2 separate regions of the Homo sapiens genome follow, and region 2 is linked to region 1. The links are chromatin contacts, found by Hi-C or POLR2A ChIA-PET in ENCODE. All regions are on one chromosome and are shown on one strand. Each heading gives the region's core, a stretch centred on a gene start or an enhancer-like site at or near the end of the contact. The rest is flanking DNA. Distances are from core to core; before and after follow the strand shown.

What was found. A loop is a pair of places that touch in the nucleus more often than their neighbours do. ChIA-PET counts read pairs that join two places held with the same protein, here RNA polymerase II (POLR2A). Pooled maps may share reads with other maps.
Region 2: a map of heart right ventricle shows a loop between it and region 1 (2.5-fold over the local background). The contact joins two enhancer-like sites. A Hi-C loop is called at or near these places in 4 of 168 maps with a recorded cell type or tissue (Right ventricle myocardium inferior, cardiac septum, heart left ventricle and 1 more) and 4 of 50 pooled maps. POLR2A ChIA-PET finds 5 or more read pairs at or near these places in 3 of 52 experiments (MCF 10A, WTC11 and activated naive CD4-positive, alpha-beta T cell).

What each region holds. Positions count from the first base shown.
Region 1 is chr5:126,001,261-126,003,963 of GRCh38, forward strand. All of the region lies in intron 2 of LOC124901056 (a long non-coding RNA gene), which reads right to left. Among named protein-coding and RNA genes, the nearest start is that of LINC02039, 180 kb to the right of the region's middle. Within about 2 kb of position 1,336, at least 14 of the 41 ENCODE cell types and tissues checked have a DNase peak (open chromatin) inside an H3K27ac peak, as active enhancers do; they include heart right ventricle, where a contact is called at or near this core.
Region 2 is chr5:126,042,802-126,045,504 of GRCh38, forward strand. The region is part of intron 2 of LOC124901056 (a long non-coding RNA gene); the gene reads right to left. Among named protein-coding and RNA genes, the nearest start is that of LINC02039, 140 kb to the right of the region's middle. Within about 2 kb of position 1,395, at least 3 of the 41 ENCODE cell types and tissues checked have a DNase peak (open chromatin) inside an H3K27ac peak, as active enhancers do; they include heart right ventricle, where a contact is called at or near this core.

The DNA of each region.
Region 1 (2,703 bases), core at 86-2,585:
AGTCATGTGCAGAAATCATAATTCCTTCTGGATTTTCTTTCATCCAGATATTTCTGGGTGAAACAAAAATAGCAATACAATGTATTTTTTAGCAATATAAAACATTAAATGAATATGATTCAAGGTACAAATGTTACTTTATATAACCTTGTTTTCTGTGTGTCTGCATTTATATGACCATAAACACAAGAAAATACTCAAGGTCTCAAGCACACTAAACCCACTATGACTCCAGAATGGATAATTTCCTGGCATTTTAGTAATTTTAGAAGGGGAAACCACACTACAATATTCTAAAGGAAATATTCTGCCAATACCACTTTGTAACAAAAAGACTCAGTAATTTGATCATCTGCCTGTAAGGTGAAAAAAGAGTTAGAGAAAATGACTAAATGACTATCTTCCAGAACTACTATCCTTTATTCATTATTCCCTTTTTAAAACGCTACATAATATAGGAATACAGAAAAGCATAAAAGCAACTTTCCTGTTCTAAAGGTAACATAGTCATTTTTCTTAAATACTCCCTATGTTGCAGGTACTGTGTAAAATATCTTATACACATTATTTCCTTTACTTCTTCAAGCACCCCCAGGGGGCAGATTCCTTATTATTACTCCATTTTATAAATGAGGAATGAGGAGCCAGAAAGGTCATATGTTCACTGAAGATCATTTAGCAAATAGATAGAGGAGCTAGGTTTCTAACACAGGCATTCAGACTTCAGGACCTGGAACACAGGGCCTTCCTCACTTAGATTTAGATTTCGAAAACCTACATATGGATGTTAGAATGAAAACTAATACAGGTCAATCTAAAGAATACTAAATAAATTTAAGTTTTGTTAATGGTTTGTTTAGGGACTAAGAAATGCATTCATTTGGGAAATCTGTTCTGAAATTCCTTCATTTAAGAGTACCCCCCCAGGATAGAGCAAAGTCTTCTGTCCCCAGTAACACATTACTTGTCTTTAGAATCATACGCGATTTAAATCATCTCATTGTTATTATTGTCACTCCATTGTCCACTGGCAACTCAGAGCCACACTGTCTCTGTGTTCAAAGCAAATGTTTATCAAATCACGCTCCAAGGTTTCGTGAAGGCCCTGAAAGCTGAGAGAGGAGGAACTAAAGATGAAATGGGAGTACTGAATGTGAGTCTCAAACCAGGAGGGAAAAAGGTATTGCCCTTGAATTCTGGCCCACACTGAAGTTTCCGGTTCCAATGTCTTTGTTGCTTTTTCTAATTTTTTGGCTGAGAGCTCGTGTGCTTTCCTCCTCCCAGGGGTTCTGCTGAGCAGGCCTGGTTGGAAGAGATCCCAGGCGAGAGCAGAGGTCTGAGGATTATTGAAGTGGTTTTCTTTTTAATCACTTATAAAAACAGAGACAAAGCCAATCACCAGCCATGTGATTTGCTCTAAGTCACTGGGCCTCTAAATTCCCTGAAGAAAGCCAGAGTCAGCTCTTTCCCAACAATGTGATATTTTGAGCTTCTCTCAATTTGAGAGCCTTAGACCTCTGGAAAGGGGAGGGAGAGAGAGAAAAAAACATACCTTGAACACATGAACAAAGTAGGGACTATAGTGAAACTATCATGCTCAAGCACAGGGGATAAGCCTGTGTGTCTCTGCCCCTTTCCAGCACTTTGAAAATTCATTTTCACTTTATTTCCTAGTTGATAAAACTCAGCACAATCTCTGTTCCTTCCTCTCATCACCCTCTGATTTTTCTTCTATGGGATTTGCAATCAGAGTTCCTTAAAGGGTAAATTAGGAACAGAAGATGAAGAGACTAAGATAAATCTGGTTGCATTGGTCCTTACCAAAATTTAATTAACTAGCATTTGAATAACCACTATCCAGGCAATGATAGGGAACAGAAAAAAGCTCTGGAAAAGATGGGAGAGATGTCATAACTTTATTGTAATTCTTTTGTATGATCAGTGTTTCCACATCAAGTTCTCACCCCCCAAAAGGACAGCAATAAATCCTGATGATTAACAAAAAGAATTAATTTCATTTTGTTGTATTTTGTAATTTTCAAGACTTAGCCCAGTTGAAAACATACATTGCCACCACTTCAACCAGCCCACCCCCACTTTATAAAAGAAAGCAATCTGTACAACCAAACCAAATGCTTTCCATTTTTTTTCTCCTCTCAGAAACATCAGCAGACTTAGTCAAGCACAGGCTGAGTGCCAGCCACAGCAAGATTATGCTAACCCCAAGATGTGGGAGTTGGCTGTGTTCCTCTGAGGCTTGCACAGAATGGTATTAAAAGTAATGAACACACAGAGAGACCCTGCAGGGCACGCCATGGTTTGCGTTTATGCCTCATTGGAACACTGCGGGTATTAGCAATTCTTCTAAATCTACATGTGCATGGTGTTTTCTGTTTTTGCACATGTACTGACTTGCTTCTCAACATATTTGAACCTTCTTTCCATTTTAATTGTCCAATTCCCATACTCTAAATCTACGTCTGCTATCCCCCTCTCCCTCCTCCTCCCCCAAAACCTGTACTATAACCAATTTGATAGAACTTTTAAGTTCCTTTCTCAGTGAGGTCCCTGTCATCTTTGGAACAGATGATACTTCATGTCATACCCTGAGGTCACACAGACAACTTGAGAAGTTTCAAATTCCATTGCATATTTAAATTATGGTTATAATATTTAGAATCCATCCTACAGGTTTATTAATTA
Region 2 (2,703 bases), core at 145-2,644, 42 kb after region 1:
GAGAAGGATGCAATTAAACATTCAGTTCACCTAACTCCCCAGATTCTTGTTCTATTCTCATCAGGAACCACTCTAACAATGATTTGGCTGCTCATGTCATCTATTTTCAGATAATCTCAGGCTCAATACAGAGTACAATAATGTACTATTGTGTAATATTCATTTTTGCAACTGATTGTGAGTTCATAAAAGTGCATCCTCAAAGCTGAATCCACTCGTGGTGTTCCAGAAACAGCTTCTGAAGCCAAAGGCTGAGGGTCAGGCCCTGAAATTTGGTCCATTCACCAAGGTAATGAGAGATGCTCATGAAGGCCTCCTCAGAGAGCACCTGCAGCAACCTCCACACCATTACCTTGATATTGGCATTGTTACCTGGGTGCTAGCAAAGCCATTCTAGTTCAACAATTACACTCTGAGTTTTGGTGCTTAGTACACTTCAGATCCTCTGCTGGAGGCTAGAAATTTTTACTTAAGTATCAAAAAAGGGTTAGGTGATTGGGTGACAAGAGTCTTTTAGTAATCAAATCACATTACAAAGCAGCTAAAATAGAATTCTAACTGGAGAGAATGATTTTTTAATGGATTGGTAAAGAAGAAAATAAGTAGGGAGAAGGTGGCATTTTCCTCACATCAACATTATTAATCCTGCTTTTGTCAGAAATACTTATTAAAACATCAGTAAATCTCCTTCTATCTAAGACTTTTAAAAAATGCACATTGTGGCCGGGTACGGTGGCTCACGCCTGTAATCCCAGCACTTTGGGAGGCCGAGGTGGGTGGATCATGAGGTCAGGAGTTTGAGACCAGCCTGGCTAATGTGGTGAAACCCCATTTCTACTAAAAATACAAAAATTACCCGGGCTTGGGGGTGTGCGCCTGTAATCCCAGCTATTCAGGAGGCTGAGGCAGGAGAGTTGGTTGCATCCAGAAGGCGGAGGTTGCAGTGAGCCGAGATGGCACCACTGCACCCCAGCCTGGGTGTCAGAGCGAGACTCCGTCTCAAAAAAAAAGCACATTGTGTCCTTGGGCATTCTATGCAGACTCAAGCAAGCTGTTCCAGCGTGTTATTGGTTGGTTGTTGTCAATAGGAACCTCAGCTGTCTTTGGGGGATCATTCTAGACTGTGGGAAACTGCATTGTACTGACTAATGAGCAATTTGTGGTAAAAGGTAGAAGACTCTTCCAGACTCAGAAATGTCCATTAATGCTTTAATATTTCTCCTTCAACCTCACTGCATTTGTTAGCCTTCTACCTAATGTACTTCTGAGTGGGTGGTGGAGAATTTCAGTCAGGTTTACATTATAAATGTGTTTCTGATTTTTTTCTTTTATCACGTATATTTTTTCCTTTTATACACAAGACAAATGCTTTTAGCCTGCAAGTAGAGCTAAGCACTCCCAGAGTAACTGACTCATTTAGCAGTGTTTGGCTTCCTGTGCTTGTCAGCGGCAGGTGACATTTAGCACAGGCTTTATCTCAGTTGTGGTAATTACTGGGCTGACATGAGCTCTCATACACAGCACAGATTGTTTTCAGCAGATGTAACCAAGCAACTCTGCTTTCTCTGGAGCAGTTTATCTGGCTTTCAAATTGTGGCATTCCATATAGACACACACGCACGCACATACAAGCATACAAATAGTTTAATGTCATTTTTATGGAAATAGTCATTCTTTTTTGCTCTGACTATATTGATTTATGCCACGAGGTGATGGAATGAGATATCTTCATTGTATGCAACTTCTGCATTACACGCTGGTAGTGCATCCTATTAAACAGAAAGGTTATTGTTATTGTAATGTATCTTAGCGTGCCCAAATGCTACTTTAATGATGTAATTAATATGCTTAGATTTACCATTTGATGTTCTTAGGCACCAGTTGTGTGACTGATGGGATAGCAATAATCATTTTTTAAAAAATTTGTGAGAGCAGTATTTTTTCTTAGAAGTTGGAATAAGAAAGTGTTTTATTAAAAGAAGGTGCTACACTAACAACACTTAATTGTCTGTGTAAGACATATCTTAGTGATGCAGCAACTTTCAAGATAATTTTTCAGTTCAACTTTACATTATTTATACTTAATCAAATTATGTATCCTGATACCTAAATATGAAAATAAAGAAAAAAGAATACCTGTAATACCAGCACTTTGGGAGGCAAAGGCAGGTGGACTGCTTGAGCTCAGGAGTTCGAGACCAGACTGGGCAACATGGTAAAACTCCGTCTCTACCAAAAATACAAAAAAAACTAGCTGGGCATTGTGGCATGCACCTGTGGTCCTAGCTACTTGGGAGGCTGAAGTGGGAAGATCACATGAGCCTGGGAGGCAGAGGTTGCAATGAAGCAAGATCATGCCACTACACTCAAGCCTGAGCGACAGAGTGAAACACTGTCTCAAAAAAAAAAAAAAAAAAAATAGCCTGGCACTTTGATATTTTCAGTTTTAATTGACATTCTCATATTTCCTGTGCCAAGATTACTCTAGTCAGTTAGCAATTACCCCACAAAAACACACAATTGTCTAGAGCTGTAATTCAAGACATATTAGTTATGTTATCTTTGCTTTAAACTATAACTAAATACATGTTCAAATTTTCATTTAACTGAATTATGTCACTAGACATGCTATCTAATGTACAGAGACAAGATGTAGCATAATAATAAATTGCTACACTGCAGATTGTGAAATAAATGCAGGCT